Regions from separate parts of the Mus musculus genome. Here region 2 is linked to region 1. The links are chromatin loops, found by intact Hi-C in ENCODE. Cell type or tissue: gastrocnemius. All regions are shown on one strand.

Region 1 (8,000 bases):
CAACTTCAGGCTAGCTTTCTGTTTTTCATTCATACCCATTTTACTTAAGACATCTAATTGGGCTGATTCAAAGTGATGTGTGACTAAACTCCACATGTTTGCACTACAGTGTTCTCCCCAACGGCTTCTTTATTGACAGCTAACAGAGCCCCTATCCAGATAGTGCTGGAACCTTGACTCAATACATCGTCTCTTCTCACAGTCTATCAAACATGAAACTCTTCTGAATTTCCTTATGTACTGAGATCTTTTGACTTTTTCTCATCTCTGCCTCCATTTAACACTTTAGACCATTGTACTTTCCCGACTATCACAACTTTTTCTTTGAGTCCACTAAGGAATCTTTGTACCCCAAACACTATGAGGATAAGTATGTAGGCCATATCATTTCAGCACCTTACTTAGTTTATCAATTAGCTTCCCAGTGCTCTCAAAGTCAATTCTAAACTCTCTTTACTTAATCCTATACTTCCCTTGTGCATCCCCACTTGCCCTTTCTCTTACAGGTTCAGGATATTTTGGCTCTTTCTCTCTTTAATATACTATAAGTTCACTCTGATGAAGCCTGGCATTCATACTTTTGGAGAAGTCTCTGCAAGCACCCTGGCTGGCAGAGTAGTGATCTGCATGAGGCAAGAAGAAAATCTGCTTTAGCACAATTAATTAACTGGGCTAGTTAAAACTTCTAGAGTCAGATCCTAAGCAGTTTATTTTTGACATATTTAAATACAACTTTCCTTGTGATAATTATCACAATAAAGCTTAAGGCCTAACTACGTTGAGACTCTTTTGCAGAGTTTATGTCTTTTGCAAAGTACCTGTGACCTATTCCACAAGGATGGTTTCTATTGACTGAGAAGCAATGCTCAGGATAAATGTTTTAGGGGAAAAAGATAAACACAAGAGTCTGGAGGATTCTGGGAGGCCTGGTCCTACAGCTAGCAAAGATCACCACGTTATTAGCTACATTCATCCCCATATTTCTGAGCAGAAACAAGTATAAATTCCTTCTGTTGAAGAGAAAAGCCTGCATGTTTAACGTTCCTGGTTTTGCTAGTGTGATCTGTAAGCATGAGTACCTCGTGCCCTCTACACCTACGTAATTCCAATTCACTCACCAGTCTCCTCATTAACATTAATTCCTCCTATGTGTGTTTGTGAAGAAGAGGTTAAGCTCTCCTTCATGGTTCTATAAATTTCCATATTCCTTTGCGATCCTTATGGTGTTCATGTTTCCAAGTGAGTTTGGACTGTGCTGTCCATTTCAACTAGATTTTCCAGTTTTGTTGAGTATAGGCTTTTATAGTAGGATCTGATGATTTTTTTGAATTTCCTCCATTTCTGTTGTTATGTTTCCCTTTCGTTTCTGATTTTCTTAATTTAGATACTGCCTCTTGACCCTTTAGTTAGCTTGGCTAGGGGTTTATCTATCGTGTTGTTCTTTAAAGAACCAGCTTTTGGTTTTGCTGATTCTTTGTATTGTTTTCTTTGTTTCTATTTGATGGATGTCAGCCCTGAGTTGACTGTTTCCTGCCTTCTACTCCTCTTGGGTAAGTTTGCTTCTTTTTGTTCTAGAGCACTCAGGTGTGCTGTTAAGTTGTTAGTGTAAGTTTTCTCTAGTTTCTTTACCAGGGCACTTAGTGGTATGAACTTTCCATTTAGCACTGCTTTCATTGTGTCCCATAAGTTTGGGTATGATGTGTCAACATTTTCATAAGTTTGGTATGATGTGTCAACTTTTTCATTAGATTCCACGAAGTCTTTAATTTCTTTCTTTATTTCTTCCCTGACCAAGTTACCATTGAGTAAAGAGTTATTCAGTTTCCATGTGTATGAGGGCATTCTGTAGTTTTTGCTGCTATTGAAGACCAGACTTAGGCCATGGTGATCTGATAGAAACTCAAACAAGCTACCAAATACTGGAAAGTCCTCACCAATGTTGAATCTTTGCATCTGCTTCCTGAATTCAGGCAAATAGAACACAAGAATTTAATGTAGTCATCACTGTGGTACTTGCTCATCTACTCAGCATTGGCTTTGTGAGGAGGATAGATTTCCAATTTTCAGTAGCGACTATAGTTGAGCAGCAAATTGTGAGTCATGTGGATTTGGTGAAGCTTCATTGGGTGCCCTGGTCCATAATAGTAGTTTCCAACATCCCCATTGTAGTGGTAACAGACTTTCCTCTTGGTACCCTGAGTCTGTGCCATCTTGCTCACTGCCCAGCTCTCCCATCAGTCTCAGCCAGCTTTCTTAAGACTGGCCAATATCCCAACTCCCTTTGGGTACCCATAAGAAAAAGACACCTCCAAATGGCAGAAAGCGATGTCCAGGGAGTGACATCCCATTCACAAAAAGGAGGTGGGTGTTTTTAGTTATTTATAATGTGGTATATGTTTGTCATCCTTTAAGGGGGCTTGGGCAAAAGTTGGTAATGGTCTTGATTAGGGTGGAATCAAAGTAAAGGAGTTAGACTCAGATTTCTTTTTTTCTCTCTTCTTCTTTCTTTCTTCCATCCTTTTCTATCTTCTATCTAATGTTCAGGTGAAAAAGTCGGGGGGAGGGTGGCATGAAAAGAAAACGGGGATCTAAAAATTATATGTATACGTATACATATATGTATATGTATACACACACACACACACACGAATAAAAGTGTGGATTATTGAATCTACTTTTAGACCAAAGAACGTTAACAAGCCAAATATATTTTCATTTCATATGGACGTTGTATCTTGAAACAGTTTGAGGATTCTATTTTGCAACAACCTATGTGTACCTGAGCACAGTGAATACCTAGCCTCATGACTAGCTACTTCCAAAATAAGAACCTTGTGAGACAATATAGGATGCTTTCTTCCATTGGCCAGGGTGAATTTGGCACCATAAATCTCGCCTGCCACAGAAAAATTAGGGTCCTTGTGATGATAAAATCTATAGAGATCTCAGAGAAGTGAATGAAAAGGATCCTGTCTGAAATATCAATATTCAAGACACTTCACCATCCTAATATCATATGTCTCTACCAGGTCCTACTAACATCAAAACATGTACATCTTGTGACTGAGTTTGCTCCAGGAGGAACGTTATTTGATATGATAATGGATGATGGCCCACTTCGAAAAGAAGAGGCAACAAAAATATTCAGGCAGATAGTGTCGGCCATAAAATACTGCCACAATTTTGACATCATCCATAAAGACATTAAACCACAAAACATCATGGAGGATGAAGACGGACTCATGAAGTTAATAGACTTTGGCCTTGCAACAAAACAGACACCTGGCACCTTATTGCATATGAAATGTAGGACCAAGTGCTATGCTGCCCCAGAGATTTTTCTAGGGGAGCCATATGATGGCAAGAAGGCAGATGTGTGGAGTATGGGAGTACTGCTCTGTTTTATCACCACTGGGTATTACCCAACTGTGTGATGTCTGAGTGAGCTGGACTCTGAGTTCGTGCTGTGCAAGCTGTTCCTTACCTCCTGGACTGTGCCTGCTCCAGTCCTCCAGTAGCGTCATGGAAGTCATTGTTCCCTTCACAGACCTGACTTCATTCTTACCCAAAAGGAGTTAGAATGAACGCTGTCTCTGAGATGTAACCCCCAGCTTCTAGATTGTCTTTGTGCAGATGAGTGATTTGTGCTTTGCTCAGTAGCCATTCAATAAGCATAGATGTGCAAGGCTGTCGATAGGAGCTGGATCCCAGGATCATCTGTGTGATGGACAAGATCTGCTGAAGGAGTTGACACTCTGGCAGAGTCCAGGACATTCAGGAAGACAAAGGGGGTGAGGTAAGTCCATATCAAAACAGGTAAAAGTGGTAATGAAACTGGGAGCTTCCCTCATAGTACAGATTGTTGGGAAACACACTCCCTGAGAAGTCAGCTCTGCTGGGCTCAGCCAGGGCAGAAAGAAGACATGAGATAGAGGGTCATGAGAGCAGTCCTGTCACAGGCAGCCATCATGAATGACTGGACCTGAGGAGGGCCTGTGATAGTGTGAGTTTTATGGACACCCTAAAGGAAATTTATAGTAATTCCTCTCTTGGAGAAATGGTGTTCTCCACTCAGATCTCAGGCCTTGGAGTGTTGGGTGTCTCAACATACCAAAGGCTTGAATCATGCACTCCTCTTATGATGGTGATGGGAATGTCAGAAGATGAGGAGGCCATCTTGATAGGGGGACAATGTTAGAATCCCAGAAAAAAGAGGACATGTTCTGGGCTCCAGCATTGTTCACATATGCCTGTTGAGTTTCTAAGCAGGTAATGAGTGCAGATAAAAACTGTCACCATTAGAATTCCTGGTTGTCCTTCAGCACTTTAGCCCGCTTTCTTTCTCTCTTTCTTTCCTTCTTTCCTTCTTTCTTTCTTTCTTTCTTTCTTTCTTTCTTTCTTTCTTTCTTTCTTTCTTTCTTTCTTTCTTTCTTTCTTTCCTCTCTCTCTCTCTCTCTCTCTCTCTCTCTCTCTCTCTCTCTTTTTTCCCCAGCAGGATCAGGAGAGGAACCTGAACTAATAGGCAGGAGGCTTCCTTTCCGGCCCTACAATTCCTTAAACATAACTTCAGACAACGTTGAAGTTCCAAAGAGGAAAATGAAGCAAGAACCAAAAACCACGTGGAATGGCAAGGACCAGGCTGCCTTTGAGATTCCTGGATGCTCCCTGGCTCACTGTGGAGTGGTATGTGTGCATCTGCTCTAACAGGCTTCAGGGCTGAATATAAGAAGGGGTCAGTGGAAAAGCTTTAGGATTAAGGAAATAGACAATTTTTAAAAGGCAGCTGAAACCAAGAACACCCTGCTCTGCTGCAGCTTGCAATGTGTTTTGTGCTCCTCCTGTGGGTAACCTAGAGCCGTCACTCCAATTCAGAATACTCAGTGTTTCTTGCTGTAGTTATTCATTTATGCCTGTATGGAAAACATGGTTTACCATGTATGGCTTGTCATCGTGATTTTGCACACCTTGAATTCATGAGAACTTTTACACAAGGGGTTTCTCTTCACTCTCAGAGTCTGAATTGTCTGATGCTCTGAGTAAAGTTAACTATGCCTGAGGCTTTATTGCATGAGCTCTGCATGACATCGTTTTTCAAGTCCATTCTCCCACCTTCCACCACCTCTGAAGCTGTGACCGATCATTGTCATTATTGTTCCAGCTTTTATAAATTTGTTTTTGAGATGGAGGATTTCACTGTGTAGATGTTTGTTTGTTTTTCGGTTTACTGTGATGGTGGGTGGAGGGGTATTTTGACTCAATATATGGCCATGGTTTTTGTGAGTGCAGTGGATATGGAGGCCAGAAGAGGACTTTAGATCCCTTTGAACTGACGTCACTGATGGTTGTGTGCCACTATGTGGGTGCAGGAGCTGGAACCCAGGTTGTCTTCATGAGCACCCAGTACATTTAACTCATGAGCTGTCTCTCCAATCCTTACAATGTAGCCTTAATAAGTGAGACTCTGATTCTTAGTTAATATGTGGCTATTAGGAGCCAAACCCAGGTCCTCTGAAAGAGCAATGACATTGTATCCATCTCCCCAGCCCCCAAATTTTTTGGAAAAGGTTTTGTACATGGATATAAGATGAGTTTATTTCTTTTGTATTTTACTCTCCTCCCTTTTGTCACCCCCTTTCCATCCTCTTGGTCCCCATTGTCTCTATAGACAGAATTACTTAAAATCTGTGCATGTACAATGATTTACATCATTCTTGAGTCATTGAATGTGATCTTCCACAGTTGCTTCCATTTTCTGGACAATGATGTGCTCCTAATCCCATCTTGTATGCTCACCACATTTTCTTTGTCCACACCTCTGTGGATGGGTATCTGGTTTCAATAGTTGGGTTTTATACTTGATGGTGCAGTGAGCAGTGGTTTGGAATACCTACCTCTATGGTACATTGGGGCCCTTTGTCTGAATACCTTGGAGTAGTAGTCTTGAGTCATATAAAATATATATTTTCAGTGTGTTTTGAGACACCTGCATCCTGACTTGCACAGTCACCAGACCAGCTTACATTCTCATTGGCTAAGGCCCTGTTGTCCACCTCCTTGCCAGCATTTGATGCTTTGTGTTCTTTTTTAAACAACGATAATTTGATTAATTATTTAAAAAGTTCATATGGCATGTTTCACACATATTCATCACCACTTCAACCAACTCCTACCACAGATGCCCTCTCATCCCTCCCTAACTACCCTCCTGCTGTGTTGCAAAACCTGAGGGGGTTCTAGAAAGCCAGCCTCAGCATGACAATCATGGCTCTGGCAGGCTATATCCTTACCCCATTTTTCCTTCCTGTTAAAGCCCTTATATTACATTTTAAAGCTAGCCACCAAAGTCCAGTCCTTTATTTGGCTAGGTTTTCTTTCTCAGGGTACTACCAAGGTCCAGTTATCAAAGCATTAAACTTCAATAATCAAAGGCCCCCTTTTGACTCACCTATTTACCATGCCCAGTAACAACAAACCAGTGTATCCTAGCCTATTGAAACACCTTTTCCTGATGAAAATCAGAGCTACTAGGTCATTTGCTCTGGTCCCTGCCTGAATCAGAAATCTGCCACCTTATGGCATCTGTAAAAAGGGGCTGTTTAAGTGTGGTCTTGTGGTCTCAGCTTAATCCTGGTTTCTGTAGGGGGCACTCACTATTCCTCATGTGTGTGGGTCCCTTCAAAACATTCCCTGGGTATATGCAACACCTAAAACTACTCTCTGTGAATAGGAAACAAAAACAACAACAACAACAAAAAATAGTATGGATACTACCCAGTCCAGCTTGGGGATGCAATGACCTTTATTGCTGTTGCTTACAGGAATATGGGATGGGAGGTAACTCACAGAAACAGAAATGACTCAAAGACAGAAGCATCACCATAGTCCATCCCAGCATGGTTGACAAGCTCACCGTAGATTGCAGCCTGGAGCACGCTGCACAGCCTGACAGCAACTCAACAGGTAGAAGGGTGTCAGTCTGTAACCCTCTTCCAGGTAGCGTGGCTGTTTACTGGCTCTGCTAGGCAGTTAGGTGGTCTGGTCTCAGTTGTCTTTGTAACTTTCTGACTTGTCTGAGAGAGACTCTGAGCAGCTTCAGTTGATTACATCTTGGAAAAGAGAGATGTGGGAAATCTCTTCAGTTTCATGGACTTTCGGAAGCTATTTGGCATTGTCTACCTTCTTGTTTCATTCCCTGCAAAACTGAATGTTCCAATCTCACAGGCAAAGGATACACAGCACAGATACTGAACACCACTCTTCTCTGAGAAATTGTCTCATACTCCTTTTCAACCCCCATCCTCCTCCTCTCCTTCTTTATCCTCTTCCTCTCTTTCTTTTTTTGATCCTCCTCCTCTTCCTCCTCCTCTTCCTCCTCCTCCTCATCCCCCACTTTCTCCTCCTCCTTGTGTTCTTTCTCATCTCTCCATCAGGTCCATTTTTGTTACCTAACTAATTTTAGTCATGAAGTCTGCCTTGGTGTATCATTGACTTCTCAGGGCTTGCCATCAGAACGCTGACTTTCTGTGTCTAATCAATTGTCAGGTGCCAACATCTCTCACCTTCTGGTGGGATTTCTGGTCTATGTCCGCACTTCCATGTTCATGAGATTCTTCCTGGTATGAGCTTGCTCAGCTATCACACCTGCTGTGACAGTCACTGTGAGTTTCCATTTGCAACAACCCTGTTGTTTCCCTGCTGTTATCTAATACTTTGGCTTTTATAATTTTTGTAGCTCTCATCATAAAGATCCCTGAGCCTTGGGATTGGGAATTCTGCTTTCTGTTTGTTTTCATTTAAGTTTAAACTGGTTGTGTGTGTGTGTGTGTGTGTGTCTGTGAATTTCACCTCACACACCCCAATCCCACTATCTCCCCCCTCTCCTGTCCATTCTTCAGCCTTACAGCCTTTCCCCAGTCATAGGGAATAAAATTAACTTGTGTAAGCTGTAGTGTGTCATCATGAGTTCCACATTTTTCTGCCTGACAATGTTCATTACAAAG
Region 2 (8,000 bases), 500 kb before region 1:
TATTCCTTGTTCACTTAGAGAATGTCCATGCACACAGAAGCTGCAGAAGTGCTGCTGGAGAGGAGAGGCTGTGGAGGCGTCATAACGCTCAACAGACCCAAGTTCCTCAACGCACTGAGTCTGAATATGATCCGGCAGATCTATCCACAGCTAAAGGTCTGCAATAGTCTGAATGCATCAGGTCAAGCCTTCTGAAGTCCATTGTAGGAGAACATTCCTGGTATTTCACTGTAGGACCCTGCTACATCAGCACCAATGATGCTTTCCCGTGGAATCTATTCCACTTACTGTCTTAGGAGACACCTTTTCCTTCACTTAGCTCTTACATGTTTCTCTTTGTGTTCTGCCACATCTTCATCTCACTGATCTTTTAGACAGAGTTCCTAGAGATCAGTGTACTGAATGAAAAGAAGAAAGAAAAAGGAAGGACATGACTGTCCCTAGGTATGGTGTACAAGAAGGTTTACTGTAGATAAATGGGCTATCAGAGCCAGAGGCAGGATATTTGGGAGAATCCAGGAGACTAACAGAGTAAAGGGGAGACAAAAATGGGCAGGGTAACTAAAATGGCTGCATTAAATGGGAAAGGTCAGCTGGAGGAAGGACAGTCCAGGGCCTACCTAGCCTAGAGAAATTTAGGTTAGAGGACAGAGTATGCCAGCCACACCCTGTAACAGGACTGAAGGATGCTGGGAGAACCTGGCAGCTATGTCCTCATTCATAATTTAAAGAGGCACCTCAGTTAGCCATTTGTCCTAGGTTTGAGACCTAACATACCTAGGTTTGAGACCTCATACATCATGAGTCTGATCTGCTTCTTCATGACAGCCTTTTGGATTGAAGACAACTTTGTCTTTCCATTTTTTTTTTAAACAGAGTCTAGCTAGGCAGCCCAGGCTGGACTCAAAATCTTCTTGCCTGTGCCTCCTCCTTGCTGGGACTGGCGTTTGTACTTCCATGCCCCAGGACTCAGCCGTCTTACATTGCTTGGCCAACTCCCTCTTTCTTTGCTGCTTGGCACCCCTTATTCCTCCTAGCCCCTCGTCCTTTATATTTCTTAGCCATCCTTAAATCCTTAGGTAGGCTTTTAAAGTGAAATGCTTGGGACATTAGAAAAGTATAGGGCTAAAAGTCAGGCATGTATTAAAAACTTGGATTTCTGCATATTAACTCTGTAGGCTGGGCATGATAATCTCTGTACCCCAGCATTCCTCAGCTGGGAGAAATGAGAATGATGGTCTATCTCTCTGCCACTGATCTGCACCCCACACTCTTATTGTGCTGACTTTATTACTTGACCTCATGAAACTCCCATCACCCTCAAATTTAAAAAACTTTGTAAGAACTTGTCTGTGTAAGAACTTTTTTTGGTATAACAGAGTCCTGTCTTGCATGGGAGAAAGACTATTGGTGCACAACATACCAGCATTCTTTGGGTTGATTTGTTCTCTAGACTCATAAATGTATATGACACAGTGCCATTAGGCACTTATTTATTTATCTTTTCTTAAAACTCTGACAAAGTTTGGAGCTGAGACGAAAGGATGGACCATCTAGAGACTGCCATATCCAGGGATCCACCCCATAATCAGCTTCCAAACGCTGACACCATTGCATACACTAGCAAGACTTTATCGAAAGGACCCAGATGTAGCTGTCTCTTGTGAGACTATGCCGGGGCCTAGCAAACACAGAAGTGGATGCTCACAGTCAGCTCTTGGATGGATCACAGGGCTCCCAATGGAAGAGCTAGAGAAAGTACCCAAGGAGCTAAAGGGATCTGCAACCCTATAGGTGGAACAACATTATGAACTAACCAGTACCCTGGAGCTCTTGACTCTAGCTGCATATGTATCAAAAGATGGCCTAGTCAGCCATCACTGGAAAGAGAGGCCCATTGGACACGCAAACTGTATATGCCCCAGTACAGGGGAACGCCAGGGCCAAAAAAATGGGAATGGGTGGGTAGGGAAGTGGGGGGGAGGGTATGGGGGACTTTTGGGATAGCATTGGAAATGTAATTGAGGAAAATATGTAATAAAAAATATTAAAAAAAAGCTCTGATAGAAATTTCTGGGATATATTCCAGTCTGTACTTAGAAAATGAAATGAAATGAAATGAAATTGGTGGGACCCATTCCTCTGCGAGTGTTTTATGAAGGTCACATATGTGCACACAGATGTATATGAATGTATTTTAAGTGAGCTTATATTTACTATGCTCTCAAAAGCCATTATCGTCTCTTATGTTTGGGTAGACATGGGAACAAGACCCTGACACATTCCTGATCATCATAAAGGGAGCCGGAGGAAAGGCCTTCTGTGCTGGAGGGGACATCAAAGGTAAAACGCCTGCCCACTGTAAACTCTTACCTCACTACAACTAATACATATGGAAGTGCTTGAGATAGTTTTTGTTTAGTTTGCTTTTTAGAATTGTTTGTTGTATGTTAACAATTTTTTACAAGTTAAAGTTTAAAATATGGAGAATTTGTTACCATTCGAATGGGGATTTTATTTTATTACAAATGTCCAGTGCTGAAGTTTAGATATTTTGTTCTTCTCTTGTGACATGTGTCCCGCCCCTAGTATCACCAACATCACCGCCATGTGAAGGACTTACTGTTTTCCAAACCCGCTGTGTGCAGACTCTGTTACTTTCCTACCTCTCACAATTCAGAGCAGGAATCTTGCGTGAACAGAGTTAGAGTTAGAGTCTATTGTGTTAATACTATAATATGATTAAACACACATAAATGAAGATTTGCTTTTTTTTAATTATTGCTCAATTCAGTTTACGTATTTAACTAAAATGATAAGTATTTGTTCTCGAGAGAGAGTTTATGAACTCACTGCTGTCACTGTGGTTGTCCCGCTGAAAGGAATTTTTGCAGTATGTTCCTTCTTACGGAGTTGCTACGGCTAGGGGATTTTCTTCGTTTTTGTTCTAATTTTATGTAATTTTAAAATTATGTATGAATTTGCTTGATTATTAAAAGACAACCTTTGTTCACCAAATTTACAAGTTTATGTAAACCACTGCATTATGAGTAGGAAGGAAACCCATGTAGCGTCAGGATCGGAGTCACATGATCACTCAGATTAAAGTAACTGCAAGTTAAAATTGCTTCATGATGGAAAACTTAATTGCTTAAAGCGATGTGTTAACCGAATTGTGGTTTTGCCTACAACATGAATTCTTTAGGTGTGTATGCATTATACATACATCTGTGCCTGTGTGTGCATGTGTGTGACTGTGTGTATGTGTGTGTGCCTGTGTACTTATGACTGTGTATATGAATGCTGGAATACCTGTGACTGCATACACATGTGATATAAAATGTGTGTGTGTGCACGTGTATATCTATAACTGTATGTGTGTGAGACTGTGTGTGTGCATGTTCCTGTGTACCTGTATGTGTGTGCATGAGATACTGTGTGTGTGAGAGAGACTTTGTGTGAATGTGTGACTATGTACCTGTATGTGTGGCACATGTTTGTCTGTGTGCGTACCTGTATGCCTTTGCCTATGTGTGTGTGCACCAAATGCCTGTGCCTGTGTGTGTTATACTTGTGTTTGTGGTGTGTGTGTATACATATGTACAACTGCATGTACACTAAGAGTCAAACCTGAGTCTCATACATGCCTGTGCTCAATCTCTTAATGAGTGTACCATGAATATTGTAAAATTATTGTTCATTTCCCCCAGGGGGCCTTTTCTTTAGAGTAGGGCTACAATCTTGTCAGGCTCCTTATTGGAACACCAAATGCTTTGATTGAGGTTAGCTGCTTTGAGTTGTGAGCAGTTTTTGAAAATGAGTTGTTCTAGTTTGAGTCACTGTTCTGTGATGAAACGCTGTTACCAAAACAACTTACAGGAGGAAGGGCTTATTTTAGCCTATGGTTCTGGGGGAGAGTCTGAGACAGGGAGGAATGGTAGTAGGCAGCCAGAGCAGGGCACTGAGAGAGCTGGGGTTATCTCCATCTTTAAGTGGGGTGAGGCTGTCCCAGTGATTATAACTCTCAGGCCCTCTCCAAACAGCACCACAACCCATGGCCAAGTGTTCAGATAGCTGAGCCTACTGGGGACATTTCTAACATAAATACCACCCACAACTGACTTTATAGTCTTCTTTAGACACAGTAGAAGTTCCATAATTGTTCTAGCGTATATGTACAAAACAATGCATGTGATTTCTAGAAAATTCTACAATAAGTAGATACTTTAAAGGTGAATGTAATTTAATTTTAATTTATATGTAACTAGGTGATTTATATAAAATTAGCTTAAAATAAAATTAGAAGGAACCCTGAGGAAGTTTGGGGGTGAAGTTAGAGTCTGAGAGTTGGTAGGGAAGCCTTTAGCTCAGCAAAGGGCAACAGATAAGGGTTTTCCCCTTCAGGAACTATCCCTCATTTGCATCATAATAGCAGTCTCAACAGATCTTTCTTAGGAGACTCTAGTTGGCCCTTGGTGTCTGACATTCTGCCTTATGGATTCAACTTACTATAGATGGGAAATATTTGGGAAAAATTTTGTACCAAATAGGTACAACCTTTTTGTCTTCTCTTTCTCCTCTAGATGCCATGTGGCAACAGTTTACGCTAGGTGTTATAGATCACCTAAAGGAGACTCACAGTGCATAGTATGATACCATCCCCTCCAAGAAACTTGGGCATCTGTGGATTTTGGTGCCTGGGTCAGTTAGTATGCCACAGTGGCCACAGAATTTGGAGTGATACTTACATGTACTGTCCTCTTAAATGACACAAACATTGGATCAGGTACAGGGAAGTGGCTGTGAAACTTCCATGCTCTCTTGGCTGTGTGAAACTTCCTCATGGGGATCTATTAAATCTCGAATTTCAGAGCTCAGAGCAAAGCACAAACATAAACCAATGGCATTGTTCAGGATATATTCTCTTGATAAATTATCTGTAATTATTCTGGAGCCTTTGGATTTTCTGAAGACTTCATTATGTAAGCATGAGTTTAACTTAGAATGACATGCAGAAATGTGATTGGTGAATAGGTCTAAGCTAATGCAAGTAACCAAGTGGGACACTGCTTCCTCTGCTCATTTTTTTCCTCTGAAGTCTGGAAGAGGACTCTTCAAATGAGGGTCTTGTGATACAGGTCAGAATGTCTCTATAACCAGCTCTAAGTAGTGGGAGGGAAAGAACAGAGACTGTGACCTGCTTTGAGCAGAGAGGTTCTAGTGTTTGTGACCTACTTTGAAAAGGGACTTAAGGAGCCAGAAACTGTGGGTGAAAGATCAGATTGTGTGTGTGTGTGTGTGTGTGTGTGTGTGTGATGTACTTACAAAAGAATTTTTCTTTGAAAATTTGACATTGGATCATGGGTCTCTGCCAAAGGGTAATGTGTCACCAACATGGGTAACTTCAAACATTAAAGCCATCTGACAGTTCCCCTGCTTTCAGCACTTAATGATATCTGAGACTGTATTGACCAGAAGCCGTCTTTATGATTTGTAGTTGCTCTTGCCTTCATTTTCTTCTCTTTTCCTCCTTCCTTAGCACTCTCAGAAGCTAAAAAAGCAAGACAGAATTTAACTCAAGATTTATTCAGAGAAGAATACATCTTGAACAATGCAATTGGTATGTGTGTGATCTGCTCTGAGCTTTGAACATGGAATCCAGAGATGGAACGGCACTGTAGTCTGTTAAAATGCAACCAATAGGCACTCTTTATGGAAACATTCCTACTGATCATACTGATAAAATTATTTTCTTTGTTATAGAATAATTATATTGTCTTTGTTAAAATCAATTGAAAATATGGATTCTTGATCATTTAGTTAGCTTTTTCAGAAGACAAGAAAACTTGGGTCCCAGGTTTCTAAACAAAATAAAGTACCATTTTCTATTTCTCTGGGAACTCTGGAGTGGAAATTTCTAGAGTCAGAGTTCTAGGTTTCTATGCAAGTCAAGTGACATTTACTTTAGCCAAACATGTTTTGAAAAGTTAAATTAATACAACATTTGTATCCATAAGTCTAGACATAGTAGCAATATTCTGATTTTGCATCAAGTTGTAAGTTATGGTTCGGTCTCCTTTGTGGTTTTCTAGCTTAGGGTCACAGTTCACTGTTCAGAATTGGTGTTGACTCCTGTACTTCTGTACTGTCCGTTATTGTCAATATTCCCATGTTATCTAGTCTACGGTTATACATAAGAGGAACTTTCTGGTTTTTACTGATAGAGATGGCTGAGCCCTTGTATTTTGTACTCTAGAGACCAATTGTTGGTTTACTTAGAAATAAATATGGAATGGATATGTTATATAACTTTGTTTCCAAAATTTCCCAGAGACTTTTTTTTTTTGTACACATCTTTTGTCTTGACTACCCTTGGATTTTTCTCTTTTAACTTAAGAATTGTTTTGCCTAATTATACAAAAATTTCTATAGAAACCTGGGAATATGTAATCCAGAGGCCTCAAGTTTAATCCCTAGGCTTGGGATGACAGGTAGGCAGGCAGGCAGGCAGACAGACAGACAGACAGATGTTCAGAAGAGGACTGAATATACAAGAATGAGTGACTATGAGAAAGAAAGTAAGAATAGCTGGTTAGCAGCTGTGCAAGTGCAGACTGGAAAGACAGCAACTTGTTCCACACTATCAAGGAGAACTGGCAGCTTTCATAGTAGTCTTTGCATGAATCTTTGTGGAGTTATAATTTATAGTATAATACCATACATGCTCAATTGTTTTTAGAAGATTAACAAGTTGTACAGCTGCATGTGTGTTGTCCATTTCAAGAGCCACTGAACTTTTGAAATGTGGCTAATGTAACCAAGAAACTAAATTTTAAATGTGGATATGTTGTGTGAAGTTTTAGCTACTCCACTTTATGCTTCTTACTGGATATGTTTCCAGCCACCTGCCCAGCAACTCTTTGGTTCCGTGAATGAAAGACACACAGACACACACGCACACACACACCCCTCAGTTAATCTTAATATGCTGAGACTGGCTCAAGGCTGGGCAGTTTTAATTATCTGCCCAGCTATTATAGATTTCCCTCTGGTACTCATGACTCACCTCCTTATGATCTATCTTTGCTGCCTAAGACACTTCTGAGCAGCCCTTCCAGGGGCTGCATTCCTTCTTACCTACATTTTAGATGATCTTCCCTCTGCAGCTCTAAATCTGATCCCGTCTTCCCCGCCCTACACACAGTTAAGGAGATCTCATCTCCTCCTTTCTGCTGTGCTAGTCCCCATAACTCTTAAGGGTCCAGCACCGTCTCTCTGCCCAGCCATTGGCCACTGGATTCTTTATTGATCAATCAAAAAGCAATTAGGGACAAGTACCTTCAGCGTTTGGACACGCAGATTCATGATTGAATCAAAGCATTAGAACCAATATCCAACACTGATAAATTATAATTTAATAGAAATGGTTCCATGTGGCCAATAAGTACTCATATTTTCATGAAATAAAAAGAAATAGAAAACATTTAGGTAATATAAAGATAGTATTTGGTAAAATATTAAAAGTATATGTAGAGGAAAGGTATATATAGAGAAAATCAAAAGGTAAAAATTCTATACATTGTGGCATTATAGTCAACAAGGAATTTAGCAGACTCTGGCTTAATGTCCTGCATTAGTTATTGCTTAATGTTTTATATATGAAATATGCATGTCTGTAGATGTTGATGTGGGGTGAGTGTCTATATCTCTACCACAATCAATAATTTCTTTTGTAGCTTTTAAAGAACTTCGCATATAGACCTTGTTTGTGTGAAGTCTGAGCTGTGCTTTGTCTGTGAATACTTTGGGAATTTCCAGATGGGTCAGAATACAGCTCTGTCTCGGTCTTCACCAGTAGAAGTTAGGTCAGGTTCTTCCTCTTAGTCCCATACTCCCAGAAATAAGACTCAGACTCAAAATACAGTTACAAATACCTTGCCATATAGCTAGACTCTTCTCTGATTAGATCATAACTTAAAATAACTCATATATTCTACTCT

The links. Hi-C counts contacts between places; a loop is a spot of excess contacts. Peaks named below come from ENCODE experiments on the same cell type or tissue, not always from the same donor. Only the 100,000 strongest peaks of a DNase experiment are listed, where the experiment ranks them.
Region 2: a loop joins it to region 1, with 3 times the contacts of the local background. A loop is called at or near these places in 2 of 42 quality-filtered maps.

What each region holds. Positions count from the first base shown.
Region 1 is chr1:53,360,262-53,368,261 of GRCm38, forward strand. No RefSeq gene overlaps it. Among named protein-coding and RNA genes, the nearest start is that of Asnsd1, 12 kb to the left of the region's middle. In gastrocnemius, no CTCF peak of the experiment used is centred here; no DNase peak of the experiment used is centred here.
Region 2 is chr1:52,860,010-52,868,009 of GRCm38, forward strand. Hibch (3-hydroxyisobutyryl-Coenzyme A hydrolase) reads left to right here. Exons shown (of 14, transcript NM_146108.2): 3 at 19-156; 4 at 2,259-2,343; 5 at 5,540-5,620. Among named protein-coding and RNA genes, the nearest start is that of Hibch, 19 kb to the left of the region's middle. In gastrocnemius, no CTCF peak of the experiment used is centred here; no DNase peak of the experiment used is centred here.